Linked DNA regions of Homo sapiens: region 1 is linked to region 2. A link is a loop called in an ENCODE intact Hi-C map of the cell type or tissue named here. Cell type or tissue: heart left ventricle. All regions are shown on one strand. Each heading gives the region's core, and the rest is flanking DNA. Links, peaks and the distances in the headings are about the cores only. Region 1 overlaps LOC105371908 (a long non-coding RNA gene). Region 2 has its middle 44 kb from the start of LINC01987.

Evidence for each region. Hi-C counts contacts between places; a loop is a spot of excess contacts. Peaks named below come from ENCODE experiments on the same cell type or tissue, not always from the same donor. Only the 100,000 strongest peaks of a DNase experiment are listed, where the experiment ranks them.
Region 1: a loop joins it to region 2, with 2.0 times the contacts of the local background. A loop is called at or near these places in 7 of 110 quality-filtered maps.

The regions. Positions count from the first base shown.
Region 1 is chr17:77,817,672-77,825,896 of GRCh38, reverse strand. The region is part of intron 1 of LOC105371908 (a long non-coding RNA gene); the gene reads left to right. Among named protein-coding and RNA genes, the nearest start is that of LINC01973, 62 kb to the left of the region's middle. In heart left ventricle, for the core only: a CTCF peak has its summit at 4,638; no DNase peak of the experiment used is centred there; H3K27ac peaks cover 788 bases.
Region 2 is chr17:77,768,503-77,776,727 of GRCh38, reverse strand. No RefSeq gene overlaps it. Among named protein-coding and RNA genes, the nearest start is that of LINC01987, 44 kb to the right of the region's middle. RefSeq lists a silencer at 1,315-1,515 and enhancers at 5,852-6,707, 7,055-7,555. In heart left ventricle, for the core only: a CTCF peak has its summit at 4,149; a DNase peak (open chromatin) is centred at 4,107.

The DNA of each region.
Region 1 (8,225 bases), core at 3,415-5,914, 48 kb before region 2:
AGGCAGGGTGGGCCTCTTGCAGGGAGCTCCTGAGACGACACGAGGGAGGGAGGACCAAGCGCTCGCGTAGGTGCAGCCTGCAGTGTCTCGGGAGGAGCAGAGAGGAACGCGCAGGCTGGGCGTGCTGGTGTGCGTGCAGGGAACCAAGGGCTCTGCACTTCATTGAAGAGCAACTAAGCGAGTTCAAATCATGGTTTTTGAAAGCCTTCCCTTCTTCCTGGGCTGAGCGGATCCTGGCCTGGTCCTTGACCTCATCATGCTGTTGGTTCTGCACACACCAGAAGCAGCTAGGAAGGAGGGGAACACTGCAGAGCCATTGCAGGCACCTTTTGTTCTAATTTGAGTGGTGGGAGGATTTCCTTGCTATGCTCCACTGTCCGCTGATTCCTAAAGGTGAAACAAGTCGTGTAAGAGAACGAGTCCTTCCCACCCTCAGGGAACGAGGTAGACATGGTTGAATAGATGCTGCCAGTCTGAGATCAGACGGGCATCCCTAACCCACAGCAGGGACTCAGGTGTGGGGGAGCCCTGCCCCTTCTTCCCACCTCTTTTGCCTCTGGGATGTCCCTGGAGGATGTGCATTCAGTGGGGAGCTGGAGGGAGCCTGGAATTTCAGGCATTGCCGTTTTCCGTGTGACACAGCATATTCCATACATTTCTAGCTGTAACTTGGGTCTCGCTTGCTTGGGAAAATGTATCTTCGCTCTGCTGTGCCTAGCATGGCCAGGTGAGTTATGGGGAGGAGGGGCAGCTGGACAAGGTGGTCTTCACCCTGGAGGGCACCAGGCAGGCTCATGGGCCTGGTAAAGGGCGGCCCTGCACGCAACACATTTTACTGAGTCTCGCAGGGGCCATAGGCCGTGGAGGCTGCAGGAGGACCCTGGCCAGGAAGCCAGGGAGTCTGGGCCTTAAGAGCCCATATCAGCTCCCTTCCTGGGCTACGTGCTTTTCACATGGACTTCAGTGAATCCTCATAAGAGAGATGAAACAGCCTCAGAGAGGTTCAGTAATTTGCCTAAGGCCACACAGCTAGTATTCTGCAGTGCTGGAGTTGGAACTCAGGCAGTTTGGCTCAATAGCACTTGACACCTGCCAACCTCCTCAATGCTCCCTGGGCCCCTCCTCCTCAATGTGACTCAATCTGCCCCATTTCCACCCTCCAGACCAAGCCTTCCTCTGTCCCCCATTTGGTTCAAGCCATCTCTAAACTTTGTCTCCCGAGGCTGAGAACTGGCAGGGCCTTCTCCTCATTCCTGGCCCTGGCCCTCCATCCCCCAAGACCCAGGCCTGCTGATCCTCTCTTCCTGCTCCTTTTGCCTGACACTGGCGCCGGTTCAGGCTTCTTTGCCTCTTGCCTCCTGGCTGGTCTTCTGCCCTTCCTTCCTGCCCTCTGTCCTGCCTGCCTTTGTCAAATGCCAGTCCGATGGGGATTCTTCCCACTGCACAAAGGCCAAACACCGGACTCTGCAGGGCGCACTCAGCTTCCAACCTGACGATTCTGTCTCTCCCCCTTGGTGTTTTCCACCGGGACGCTGCTCAACAACCTGTTGTTCTCATAATGTACTTTGTTGTTGCATGACTCCATTCCTTACTCGTGCTTCCTCTGCCCAGAGCACCCTCCCTTACCCTTTGTCTGCTTGGCAAACTCCTATTCATACGTCAAAACCCAGCCTCCAAGTTACCCTCCTCCATTCTCTCTCCTCCCTTGAGCTACTTCTTACTACCTAGAACATATTCTATCTTTGTCCTTGTCACTTATTGTTAATCTGCTCACCAGTGTCCACTCCCCTTTGGACTCTGAGCCCCCCACAGAGGCAGAAAGTGGTGTCGGAAGCATCTCTGCTTTCCTAGTGTCTAGCAGGGCCTGGCCCTCAGGGCCACTGGTTGAGTGGAATCGAGCAACCTCAATCCTTCCCCACTCCTGCTGTCCCTTCGTCCCTCAAGGAGGCTCCTACTCGTCTGTCAATTTGCAGACATCTGGAGTCCACCTGCGGTTTATTACAGGGCTTGGGTCTCTCCTGCCATCTCCCGCTAGATGACCATCTCTCTTGTGGCCTGAGTCCTCTGGCCACTTCTCCACTCAAATATTTGGTCATGGGTGAGGTCAAAAACCAAGATGCAATTTTTGCTCTGTAGAAGGGACGTGTTCTAACCAAGTTGGCTGAAAAGTGATTTTCTGCAAAGTAGAATAATTGGACGAGTGTTCCCACGGCAACAGTGCCTTTTCTGGAAACCGTTTGGGGTGAGGCAGGGCCTGGCAGAAATTGTGATGCCACCTGCCTAACAGGCCACACTGCCTCCATGCCCTTTCCTGGCTCCGGGGCACCCTTTACGGCCCTCCCCTTGCTTCCTTAGGCCCCAGAGATCATTTCCATGCAATGCTGGAAGAGGTCCTGAGTGCACATACAGTTCCCAGAATCTGTCCTCTGCCCCCTCCACTAACAGAAAATAGGATTTTTTTTGAGACAGACTCTCCCTCTGTTGCACAGTCTGGAGTGCAGTGGCGTCATCTCGGCTCACTGCGACCTCAGCCTCCCGAGTTCAAGCAATTCTTATGCCTCAGCCTCCGGAGTAGCTGAGATTACAGGTGCCTGCCACCATGCCTGGCTAATTTTTGTATTTTTAGTAGAAACAGGGTTTCACCATGTTGTCCAGGCTGGTCTTGAACTCCTGACCTCCGGTGATCCACCCACCTCAGCCTCCCAAAGGGCTGGGATTACAGGTTTGAGCCACCACAACTGGCCAGAAAATATGATTTTTAATCATAGTATTTTACAGTGCCTGCATTAACAGTGTACAGGGTGCTTTCATAAGGGCTGCCATGGAATTCTCCGAAAACGACCTGGGAAGCTTTATGACATGAAAATGCCCATTTGACAGAGGCGGGAACCGAGGCTTGCAGTGATGAAGGGACTGGGAGCGCAGAGGCCAGAGGTGTGGCAATGCCAGGTGGGTGCGGCCCCAATCTCTCCTGAGCACAGGGCACAGGGCACTCTCCTTACTTTGCTGGGAGGGGTGACCTTCCCTCGACCTCCTTTGTCCAGCTGGGGAATTCTGGTGACCACACCCTCCTGGCAGAGGTGGGAAGAGACAGGCTGCTCCCACGAGTGGGCAGTTCTTGGCTGTTGCTTCTCATCAGCTTCCCTGTGAGATTTCGTCAGCACCTCCTCCCTCTCCACTGCCGGAAGAATCCAGGGCTACCAATAAAAATGACAATTGGGTGAGGAGGGCTCTAGCCCGTGCTTCACTGTTTGTCCTTTGGTCCGGGAAGGGGTCTGAGCAAGAGGCACCGTCTTGCCTGTTCGGAAGGGTCTGAGTGTATGTGTGCAAGGATGTGTGAATACATGCGTGAGGGTGTGTGTGTGAGTGTGAGTGGAGGAGCGGGGGGGCTGGGGTGTCTCCAGAGGGCAGCAGCGCATGGGCCTTGGGGTCTCTGGGATCCCCCTCTCGAGGCCCGCATTTGGTGTGGAGAGAGGAGATTAAGGGGAGGCGTGCGCCTCCAGGGAAGTGGCCGGGCACTTCATTTCCCTCTGACAGCTCATCGGTATTGAGGTCACACCGTTTCTCAGGTCAGGATGGAGATTGGGTCTCACAGCCACACACTCCCATCCCAAGATCTCTTCCCACCTGAGGTCCTAGATTCCCCAGCACAGACACAAACCGTCCATGCTGTGGATGGTTTCATCCAAATTCACGACCCACAGATGAGCATCATAAAATGGCCATTTGACACCACCAAGTTGGGGGCTGTTATTTGTGCAGCAAAAGATAACTGGGGCACATCTGCACCTGTGTCTCTAGGGCAAGGCTTCCCCTGAGCCCCTGGCATGTGCACCTTACTGCCTACTGGATGCCGACTCTTCCCAGAATCCAAAAGCTCACAGAATCTTCCCCAAGTGCATCGGCCCAGAGCATCCAAGGTGAAGCCATTATCTTCTCATCCAAATCTGAAACCACTGGTGACCTGGACAAAATTGGACCAAGTGAGGCCCATGACCACCTGGCAGGAGGGCAGGTGCGGGCGAGATGGGTTTCCAGCTGTCCATGTATGTGCTTGCCCTGTTTTTTGTTTTTTTTTTTTGTTTGTTTGTTTTTGTTTTTTGAGACATGGTCTGGATCTATAGGCTAGGCTGGAATGCAGTGGGGCGATCTCGGCTCACTTCAACCTCCACCTCCTGGGCTGAAATGATCCTCCCACCTCAGCCTCCCAAGTAGCTGGGACTACAGGCGTATGCCACCATGTCTGGCTAATTTTTGTATTTTTTTTGTAGAGACGGGGCTTTGCTATGTTGCCCAGGCTTGTCTCAAACTACCGATCTCAAGTGATCCTCCTGCCTCGGCCTCCCAAAGTGCTGGGATTACAGGCATGAGCCACCATGCCCAGCTGCCCTGACTGTTATGACCAGGAGAGGACATCTGCTGGAGACCGGCCGAGGTGAAGTCTTTGACCATGGCCAAAAGTGAAAGCCACAGCCCACTCTTGGTCTCTCCCCCTGGGCTGGCCACCTGCAGGGACCGTGTGGCACTGGGCTCCCTCTGTGCATGAAGGGCTGTGCTCCTTGGTCCCTGGAGGGAGTGGCGGCCGTGTGGTGTGCCTTGGCGATGAAATGTGAATACAGCAATGCTGGCCACATCCTCTAGGGAGCATTGAATGCTTGCGTGACACTCACCAAGGTCGTGGAGGCCCAGTCATGCCCCAGAGGTCACCCAGAGCCTGGTGCCCCTTACAGGAGCCAGAAATAAACCTGTGCTGTTTTCCATCCTTTGACTTTCAGCATTTCTGTGATATCATAAGGAGCATATAGTTTGATTAAAAAAAATCGAGTCTGAAAATCTTCATCTTTGAATTGGAGTATTCAGTCCAATTTTCGCCATATTAGTCCAACCTTTAACACTTGTTATATATTGTTTAATAAATGTTGGCATGTTGGTTGAACATTTAATCCAATAACTGATTTGTTTGGGTTTAAACATACCATCTTACTGTGGGTTTTATATTTATCCCATCTATTCTATGTTCATTTTTTTCTTTCCTTCCTTGCCTTTTTTTTGGGATGAAATGAGTAAATCCTATTATTTCATTTCCTCTGTCATTAGCTTGTTAGTGAGACTGTCTTTTACTATTCTTGCAGTGGTGATTCTACTTGAGGTTATAGCATGCATCTTTGATTTACTGAAGACTAATATAGAGCAAAACTTTTACCACTTCCCAGACAAGGCCAGAACTTTGGAAAGCTTTTACACTATTTACCCCTCCTGCCTTTTTATGCTATTGTTTCCTTGTCATTTAATCCTTTTTATGTTTTAACCTGAATTTTTATTGCCTATTCATTTTGTTTTATGTAGTAAAAATTCATTTATATTTGCCCAAATGTTTACCTTTTCCAGGGATTTTCTTTATTGCCTTATTTTTTTAGTTTCCATCTGGGATTACACTCCTTTGCTCAAAAATCTCCTCTTTACCTATCTTTTAGTGTGAGTTGTTGGCAATAAATTCTTTCCTTTTTTTTTTTGAGGGGAAGTCTGGAAATGTCTTTATCTTACCCTCACTTTTATTTCTTTACTTCATTATAACAAAGAAAAGTGTTTATTGCATGCTGCTAAATGAATAAGGTAAAAACACACACTTACACAACATTAGTGTACAAGTGTGCAAAAAGATGATCAGAAATAAAAACACTTTACATAAACTTGGAGTTGTGGGGTTGTGGGTATTTTACATTTTTCTTCCTTACTTTTTTTCTATATTTTTCTAAATTTCTTATAATAATTATATATTCCCTCTTGTAATTAGAAAAAACTTTAGGTATACTAAATAAAGGTGTGAGTCATTGCTTAGAGAAAAGCCGGGAACGCCGGGAAAGCCGGGGATCTGTAATCTTACATCTGAGGGTTCTCTGGGCTTTAAAAAAATTATTCACCACCTACTGTGCATTTGGCACTAAATATTAGCTCTTTCTCTCGAATTTGTCTTGTAAAAATTATAGTTTAGCTTCCATGTTATATGTAAATTATTTATTAAAGTCTAGCATACATACAGAAAGTCACATACATTATAAATGCACAGCTTGATACATTTTCACTAAGTGAATATAGCTATGAAACCAGATCCCAGATCAAGAAACAGAACGTTACCAGTTCCCCAGAACCTCCCCCTTCCCCCGCCCGCCTGCTGCCTCCCAAGGCTCTTCTCATCACTATTGCTCCTAAGGTAAACACTGCCCTGGTTTCTGACAACAAAGGTTAGCTTGTTGTTGTTTTTGTCTCTGCCATCTTCATTCAGTGTCTGAAAGATTCTTCCAGGCTGTTAGGTATAGTCCTAGTTCATTCATTCTCATTGCCATGTAGCATTCAATGTTATAAATCTTACCACAGTTTATCTCTTCTAATGTTGATGGGTGCTGAGCTGTTTCCAGGTTTTTTTGTTTGTTTTGTTGTTGTTTTTATTTATTTATTTATTTTTATTTTTTGACGGAGTCTCGCTCTGTTGCCCAGACTGCTGGAGTGCAGTGGTATGATCTCAGCTCACTGCAACCTCTGCCTCCCGGGTTCAAGCAATTCTCCTGCCCCAGCCTCCCAAGTAGCAGGGACTACAGGTACGTGCCACCATGCCCTGTTAATTTTTGTATTTTTTGTAGAGACAGGGTTTCACCATGTTGGCCAGGCTGGTCTCGAACTCCTGGCCTCAAGTGATCCACCCGCCTTTGCCTCCCAAAGTGCTGGGATTCCAGGCGTGAGCCACAGCGCCTGGTCTGTTTCCGGTGTCTGACATTAGTATAATAGTATTTAACATTGCCGTGAACCCTCTTGTGCATATCTCTTGGTGAACAAATGTTTGCATTTCTATTGGGTCCATTCACCTTGCTTTTGAAGGATATTTTAGTTTTCTAGTCAATTTTTGGTTTCTTTTGGAATTTTAAAGATGTCATTCCATTCCACGTTTGTGTTGAGAATCAGCTATCATTTGAATTCTTGATCCTGTGAAGCTAATATGTTTTTGTTGTTGTTGTTGCTTTTGATATATTCTTTTTGTCTTTGCCTTTCAGCAAGTTTATGATGATGTACCAGGGAGACTGTGAATATGTGTGTGTGTGTGTGTGTGTGTGTGTGTGTGTGTGTGTGTGTGTGTGTGTTTATAATGCTTCTGCTTGGGGTTCTAAGTGCTTCTTGAATATGTGTCTTGATGTCTTTTGTCAGGTTTGAAAATTCCCAGCCGGTATCTCTTCAGATATTGCCTCTGCCTCTCCACCTACCTCCTCGTGGCCTGTGCCACTTCGAAACCGCTGAGTGCCTTGCAAACAACAGTGGCCCAGTGTGTCGAACTGACTTCTCTGGGCATCTTCTTTTCTCTCTGGGATCCTGTTGTCTCCTGATCCCTATAAATCCTGGCTTCCTAAATAGATCTGAATTCCAATGCTTGGCATCCAGCCCCATGGGATGGCTGAAACGGCTCAGTTTCTCCGTCTCTTAGGGGCTGTTGTCTTGTGAGCTTCTTGGCCCTCTGTCCAAGCCATTTATGGATCAACAGACACCCCAGGAAGGAAAGAAGTGTAGAATGTCATGATTAGCCCATGGGGTCTCCCTTCACTCTGGGGTCCTGGCCTGCCTGTTCAAGTCCTCCTGCCTTGAGAGCTCCTGGGTGTCTCACGTTACCCAGCTTTCTAGCTCTCAGTGGGGGACTGGTTGTCCATAGCGAGCCTGTCCCCTAGCACATCCTGACGAATGCAGCAGGGATCTCTGGTGTGCCTGTGGGCTCATTAAAAGAGAATGTAACTGTGGTTTTAGTCACAATGCCAGGAGGCCCCTGCAAGAGCTTCTAAGCCCTGAGGTTGGTATGTCCTCATGGATTAGTTCAGGGGGTTACAATGGAAACATTTGTTCCCTGAGAATCATGCCAGGGTCTTCAGTCTCCTTTAATTTATAGGAGAGTCTATTTCGGATTTTGGAAATCCACTTGATTTTCTGTATATTTATGAAGTGGCATTATCTATACAGCAGAAATGATAATTTATCCACAAATATTAAGCATCATGAAGTCTATCATATAAATCTGATGAGCAACTTATGGTTGGTAATTTTAGGATTGGCACAATACATTTATTTTTAATTTTAACCTTTTTTATAATTATAAAAGGAAGCTATACTCATTTATAAGAAAATTTTAGGACAACAGATATATAGGAAGAAAAAGTGAAAGCTTTCACAATCCTATCAATTTCAGTAAC
Region 2 (8,225 bases), core at 2,667-5,166:
GCGGCTGGCCGGGCAGAGGGGCTCCTCACTTCCCAGTAGGGGCGGCCGGGCAGAGGCGCCCCTCACCTCCCGGACTGGGCGGCTGGCCGGGCGGGGGGCTGACCCCCCCACCTCCCTCCTGGACGGGGCGGCTGGCCGGGCAGAGGGGCTCCTCACTTCCCAGTAGGGGCGGCCGGGCAGAGGCGCCCCTCACCTCCCGGACGGGGCGGCTGGCCGGGCGGGGGGCTGACCCCCCACCTCCCTCCCGGACGGGGCGGCTGCCGGACGGAGACGCTCCTCACTTCCCAGACGGGGTGGTTGCCGGACGGAGGGGCTCCTCACTTCTCAGACGGGGCGGTTGCCAGGCAGAGGGTTTCCTCACTTCTCAGACGGGGTGGCCGGGCAGAGACGCTCCTCACCTCCCAGACAGGGTTGCGGCCCAGCAGAGGCGCTCCTCACATCCCAGACGGGGCGGCGGGGCAGAGGTGCTCCCCACATCTCAGACGATGGGCGGCCGGGCAGAGACGCTCCTCACTTCCTAGATGGGATGGCGGCCGGGCAGAGACGCTCCTCACTTTCCAGACTGGGCAGCCAGGCAGAGAGGCTCCTCATATCCCAGACGATGGGGGGCCAGGCAGAGACGCTCCTCACTTCCCAGACGGGGTGGCGGCCGGGCAGAGGCTGCAATCTCGGCTCTTTGGGAGGCCAAGGCAGGCGGCTGGGAGGTGGTTGTTGCGAGCCGAGATCACGCCACTGCACTCCAGCCTGGGCACCATTGAGCACTGAGTGAACGAGACTCCGTCTGCAATCCCGGCACCTCGGGAGGCCGAGGCTGGCGGATCACTCGCGGTTAGGAGCTGGAGACCAGCCCGGCCAACACAGCGAAACCCCGTCTCCACCAAAAAAAAAAACGAAAACCAGTCAGGCGTGGCGGCGCGCGCCTGCAATCGCAGGCACTCGGCAGGCCGAGGCAGGAGAATCAGGCAGGGAGGTTGCAGTGAGCCGAGATGGCAGCAGTACCGTCCAGCTTTGGCTCGGCATCAGAGGGAGACCGTGGAGGGAGAGGGAAGGGGAGGGGGAGGGGGAGGGGGAGGGGGAGAGGGAGAGGGAGAGGGAGAGGGAGAGGGTTGTTTTTTTTTTTTAATCAATGGCCATGAACAGTGTTGGAAACCCAGACAATGAGTAGTTCTGGGGGCAAAGCCCTACCCTAGGGAAGGGACTGTCCTGGAGTTTAAAGAGGAATGTTCTGGAATCTGCTGTTAGGAACACATGATGGTCACATATTGGGGCCTGATGCCTGAGACCTTACAAAGTACTTTCACAGACCTTATGGCTTTGGCGCCTCTCAGCCCGTGTGCTTTTCATCCCGTGTATTAGTGAGGGTTCCCTAGAGGGACAGAGCCAATAGGATAGATAGATAGATATAAAGGGGAATTTATTAAATATTCACTGACACAATCACAAAGTCCCACAATGGGCTGTCTGCAAGTTTGAAGAACAAGGAAAACCAGTCTGAGTCTCAAAACTGAAGAACTTGGAGTCTGATGTTCACGGACAGGAAGCATCCAGCACGGGAGAAAGATGTAGACTGGGAGGCTAGGCCGGTCTCGCTTTTTCACGTTTTTCTGCCTGCTTTATATTCGCTGGAAGCTGATGAGATGGCGCCCACCAGATTGAGGGTGGGTCTGCCTTTTGCAGCCCACTGACTCAAATGTTAATCTCTTTTGGCAACACCCTGCCAGACACACCCAGGACTAATACTTTGCATCCTTCAGTCCAATCAAGCTGACACTCAGTATCAACCATCACATCCCACTTGGCAAACAGTCTCAGCAACAGCAAGGTTGTAAAGTCAGGACTTGAACCCAGATCTTCAGGTTCTGAGCCCAAAGGCACCCTCTCTGAGGGCACTAGAAGTGTCCTATGACCTGACTAGGTGCCCAGGGTCATCGAACTTTTGCTCCTCTGGAGAGAAACCTGAGGCAGAAGCCACGTCCTGTTTTCCAGGGAAACCTCATCGTTGACCTGTCACAGCCCAGGGCCTGCTGGGAAAATCTCTCTCAGGTACAGACCACCCCCCGACGTTGTTCTAAAAAGGGAGCTATCTACCGGAGGAATATTCCCCAGGAATAATTGCTAAAAGGCCTAATTTTGGAGATAACCGCGATTATAAATGTCTCATTACTTTAATTAAAGTCTCATCCATCACGGATGCTCTGTTCCCTGAAGCACAAGGGGCTAATGCGGCGGCAGCCACTGTGAGAGGCCGAGCGTGTATTCACACAGCAGCCTCCTCCCAGCCTCCTGGGTCAGATGCTGGCAGCCCTGCCATCCCACCCACCAATGCCCCATTTCCTCCTCCATGGCCCAGATACCGCATGCCCTTTCAAACACTCTTCTCTGTTCCAACTGCTCAACTGTGATGTCCCCCGTCCCAGAGCGGGAGATTCGGCAAAAGCTGGCATTTGTCAAGCCAGAATGCAACGGGGCCCGTCAGAAGCAGAGGACGCCCAACAGCTGGTGTCTCGGGAAAAAGGTGGCAGGGCCCCAAACAGGATTTGTGTATCGGGGCTGTGTCTGCCACCCTGGGGGTTATCATGCCCAACCTCAGTGGATTGAACTCACTGTGTGCAAGGCCCTTGATGTATGGTGTCCTGTTCAGTCCCACGACAGCTCTGTGAGGTTGTGCAGTTGACTCTTGGACAATGTGGGGATTAGAGTGCTGACTCCACACAGCCGAAAATCTGGGTATAACTTTTGACTCCTCAAAATGTAAGTGCTAAGAGCCTCCTTTTGACCAGAAGCCTTACTGATAGCACCAAGAGCTAATACACATATTTTGGATGTTATATGTATGATATGCTGCAATCTTACAATAAAATAAGCTACAGAAAAGAAAATGGTATTAAGAAAATCATAAGGAGGCTGGGCGCGGTGGCTCACACCTGTAATGCCAGCACTTTGGGAGGCTGGGGGTGGGGGATCACCTGAGGTCAGGAGTTCAAGACCAGCTGGGGCAACATGGTGAAACCCCATCTCTACTAAAAATACAAAAATTAGCTGGGTGTGGTGGCGGGACCCTGTAATCCCAGCTATCTGGGAGACTGAGGCAGGAGAATTGCTTGAACCCGGGAGGCAGAGGTTGCAGTGAGCCAAGATCACGCCACTGTACTCCAGCCTGGGTGATAGAGTGAGACTCCATCACAAAAAAGAAAAGAAAAGAAAATCATAAGGAAGAGAAAGTCTAGTATTCATTAAGTGGAAGTGGATCATCATAAAGGTCTTCATTCTCCTTGTCTTCACATTGAGGAGACCGAGGAGGAGAAGGAGGAGGAAGAGGAGGAGGAGGAGGAGGAGTTGGTCTTGCTGTCTCAGGGGTGACAGAGGCAGAAAATCCCAGCATAAGGGAACTCTTGCAATTCAAACTCTAATTGTTCGACTCAGCTGCATAATCACTGCTGCTTTATCAGATCTGGAAACTGAAGGTCTGCAAGGGAGGGTGGACCCGCCCAAGATCACTCAGCACATCAGTGGCCCAGAGGCAGGCTTTGAGATCTGTGCACCTGACTCCAGAATCTGACACCCAAACTGTGAGGCCAGAGGTGCCATTCACCCAGGTGAGGGGTGGAGGCTGGGTGAATCTCGGCCAGAAGAGGGCCTGAAGGGCAAGGCTCTAGCGAGGAGAAGCGCAGAGCTGGCCTTTGCTGGAGAGGGGTTGGGGAGAGTGGAGACTGGGAACCCGTAGCTGGGACTGGCTGGGGACAGCCCAGACTCTGGGTTGGGCAGGGGGATCAGGGCATCCTGGTGGGAAGAGGAAAAGGGAAGTGAGGGGGGCAGGGTGGTCCCTGGAGATGCAGCAAAATCCGATGTGGCCCCAGGTGGCAGGGCCCAGCCAGAGGGCTGCCTTCCAGGACGAGAGGTCTGAAGCAGTGGGCAGGACTCCAGTCTCCCACCCTACACAAGGCAGGGGGTGAGGATAGACACAGGGAGAGATAGGAGGAGATTCCATGGGTGGAAGGAGACTGAGTCACATGGGATAAGGGGAGAGGGATCTGAGATTCCAGCAGGCTCAGACACAGCGGCTGACCAAGCCCTGCAAACGCGGGCTAGGAGGGGCCGGGCTGCTGTGGGCGGGTTGAGGGCAGACAGCGGCCTCATCTGGAGGGCCTGGGAACAGGCAGATGGGGGCAGGAAGGGGAATGCCTTCAGTCGCCTGGTAGAACAAAGCCCTGGGGGACCTTGGACAGGCCTGGGATGGGCAGGTGGCTTGCAACCCAGGGAATAACGTTCTCCAAGAACTCAGCAGTCTGGGATCAGAGTTAGGTCCAGGGACAGGAAAGGAACCAGCATGTGCTGGGTGGCTCCTAGCACCCGCACATTTTATACACATGACCTTATTTAAAACTACATGACATGTGACATTTCATTGCCACAGCAGCCTTGGATGGAAGAGCTCATTATTCCCTTTCCTTGAGGTAGGACCTGGAGGCTCAGAGAGGTTATGTGACTTGCCTGAGGTCACACAGGAGCCAGGACTGGAGCAGGAGCCTGTCTGCCCTCCCTTTGCCCTTGAGGCCCTGAGGCTGGGTTGGGATTAGCCTGTAACGAGCCTGTGAGCCTGCGAGGAGAATGATGTTTGCAGGGAGGGAAGGCCCTGAATCCTGGGGATTGGGGCATGTTGGGTGGGGCTGCCCAGGTTGGAGCTCCCCTGGAAGATGCCCGTCCCACCCCATTCTCGCTCCTAGACCCATTCCATTCTGGGGTTGTCTTGTGCCCAAGATCTCACTGCAAGGAAGAGGCAGAGGTGGGACCAGGACCCACATCGCCAGACCCCAGGGTCACCTTGGGGTTACCTGCTCCAGCCCTCAGGCATCCTGAGTGAGAGACCACGTGCAAAGAAGAAGGAGCCTCAGATATGAGGGCCAGCACTTGAGGTGGGTCCAGGGAGGCGCAGGCTGTGTTCTGCCGTGTCAGCCCTGTCAGCCCCAAGGCCGAGGCCGTCTGTCTCCCCAGGCCCCTGAGAGGGCCCCTGAGAGGGTGCCCGGTCCTGTCCCCAGCTCAGCAGACATCTCTATCTCCCTGTGCCCTGTTAGGGTCCCCTTTAGCCTCAGGAGAAACTCCTGACCCCTTGACCTTGGCTTGCCCCGGAGTCCAGCCGTCTTTCTCCATCTCTTGACTCCATTTGAGGCCCCCTACAAGCACCCGGCATGTGCCAGGCTCTGTGCCGAGAGAAGCCCTCGCAACAGACCTGGGAGTCTGGGACCCTGTTTTGCAATGAGGAACCCCAGGCTGGGGAGATCGGGGAACCTTCTGTCAGTCATACAGCTGCTAAGGGGTGCAGCCGGGGCTCAGCTCGCATCTCACCAGGGCATCATTCCACCTTCACTCGTCCCAGCCAGAACCGACTTGCACTCAGTGCCTCCACAGGGCACGTGATGGAGGTTTGGGTCCCGCTGTGGTGGGCCGGGCTCCCTTCCTGACATCAGAGGCGTCAGATGCCGGGAGCCTCCACACAGGGGAAGACCCCAGCCTCTGCCTTGCTCAGGGCTCACCCTGTCTTAAGTGGCTACAAGAGATACCATTTCCCGCCACGGAATCTAGCTCCATCCAACTGTCCCTGCAAACAGCCCAGCAACTCAGCCCCTCCACACACACAGGGAAATCACCAGGGAAGGCAGTGAGCAGGGATTTCTTTCTTTTTTTTTTTTTCCTGTCCTGGGGTTAAACATCCCAGTTTGAGGTAAAACAAATTCCTTGCTGAAGCTCATCACCTCCAGCTGGGCCTTGGGAAGGCCCATTTCATCTGATCATTTAGCACTGAGTCATGCTGACGAGGTGCCTGGGCTGAGCCGTCCCACGCTTGCTGAAGGCTGGTCTCAGGGGATGGAGCCTGGCAGGCTGGGGCAGGCTCTAGAGGGTCGGCTGCAGCCGGGGGTGGGCTGGGGGAAGCCCTCCCTCCCTGCGTCATCAGATGACGCAGTGGGGGTGCTGTCCTCAGTCCTTCGGGGTCTGCGTCAGAGGTGAGAAGAAATTCTCCCTGGGCCTCTGCCTGGGGCCCACAGTGAGTAGGCGAGGTGAGAATCAGACCAGGAGAGGCCACCATGGGCTTGAGAATCCTGGGGCTGGGAAGACTGCTGCCCTGACCTCAGACAGGAGGAGGCGTCCAGCCCTCCCTCGGAGAAGTGGGCGCCCAGGGATCCACTCATCCAGGTTCACGGTGATCCTGCCAACCTGGGCATCATCCCGCCCAACGCACCCAGCAGGCCCATTGCCCCCAGCACCGCATCCAGCCCCCCCTGCTGCAGTCTCCACCTGCATCACCAAGTCAGCTGTCAGTCAGGGACTGCTTGGCTCTAGGGATTCCTCAGTTCCAGAACATGGGGAAAGGAAAGGAGAGGAGGAGAAGGGACAGAGGGAGGGAGGTAAGGATGAGAGAGAAGACGGGAGAGAGAGAAAGAGAGGGAGTGTGAAAGAGGAAGAGAGGAAGACAGGGGAGGGAGAGAGAGAGAGGGCACACGTTTCCTGCATGGGCGACATGACCTCTTACTAGGGTGTTATAATTTGAAGAGACTGGAAAGACTCCACCTTAATAGGTCCCTGCCACAGAGATTCAGCCTGCCCAAAATTGCCAATTCTTTATTCCTTTGGGCAAGCCCACTGAGACCCAGCTTAAAATGTAAGCGTGAGATCTGAGAAGGGCATTTGTTCACTAGCACCCGTTAATTCGGCAGCCCTGGTCACTCGGCTGAGGCTCAGAAGGGCTGGGGACGCTCTCAGGGAAGCTGTGGCAGGAGGCAGGCTGGCGTTAGTCGTGGAACCTGTTTTGGTGACACCTATTGACCTAACGGCTGCTGTCTTCCAGGGAATGCGTCTGGGAAACACTGGCCCAGTAAGTGGTCAAGACTTCATGAACCGCAGCTATCACTGCCTCAGAGCACCCTACGGAGAAGCAGTGGGTGAGAAAGAGTCCAGTGCACCCTATGGAGAAGCAGTGAGTGAGAAAGAGTCCAGCACGCCCATCTCCGCGTTTTGTTTTTCTGGAGATCCCTTCCCATCCGCTGCTGTGGGTTTGCAGGTCTCAGTCCTCCTGTCCTCCAAGTCTCAGGCCATGCTCCCAGCTCCGCAAAGATCCCCTGATTTCCTCCCTGTCCTTGCTGAAGATCAACTCTTCAGCCACCGAGCAGATGCCCACAGCTGTGGTGTGTGCCTCCCCTCCCCGGGCCCATGGTATAGACAGGTCCCGTCCACTTCTAGTTACTCCCAAGCTGGCCTTCCCACCACACACCGCTGGCATCTGTACCACTGGGTCCCTGTTGCATGAGCTCATAGTATGCGCCAGGCATCCTGCCAAGCACTTCAAGTCACCTGCTCGTTTAATTCTCACGACAGCCTTCTGAAGGGGATGTGCTATCACCCCATTTTACAGATGAGGAAACAGCTCCCACCATTCTTCTGTGAAGACACCAGCTTTGGGATCTTCCCTTAGGAATGGCTCCCTGTGCCATGGACCCACTCCCACCTGAGCTGTGACCTTGGTCAGCACCCCCAGCCCTGCTGCCCCTGGCTGGGGCCAGCCTGGACTTGAGTGGGGATGTCTGGGGCTCCCAGGTGGTTTTGTCCCTGCAGGTGGCCTCTGGCCAGCCCTCTGGCCCTTTCACTTGCAGGCAAAGGTTTTTGCTGTTTGCTTCTTGTTCCTCTGGTGAAGGACCCTGCTTTTCCTTCCAAGTTTTCTATTTCTTCTGCTTGCGGCTCAGCAGAAAAGAGAATAAAACTTCAGAGTAACATAAAAGCTTGCTGGTTTGGTGGTGTGCTGCAGGTGTCCTGCACAGGTGTGTGACCTCACCTTGACAGCTGGAAATGAGCCCCAGGGGACCGTTTACACCTGGGAATCGGCACACGCTCCAAATCAGGGCCGTTTCACTGGAGACCTGGCCATGGAACCTTCACCAGTGCATACTGCGGGGCCCTGTAGAGGTTCCTCTCCAGTTAGAGGGGACAGTCCTGCCCAGGAGCCCTTGGCTGCTAGCTTCTCCTGGCTCTCCTGCCTCTGCCCAGAGCTCAGGCTGCCACACCCCCCTACAGTTAGTGTGTAGCTGGTTACACAGTCTGTACTGCTCTCAGTCGGCTTCTTGAGATTATTCAACTCCTGGCCAACACCAGAACTTATTTTTTAAATAAATACTTGCAAACTGAAACCAAGCAAGGTCCCTACACGGAGCCACGTAGTGTGATTTCTCTACACAGTG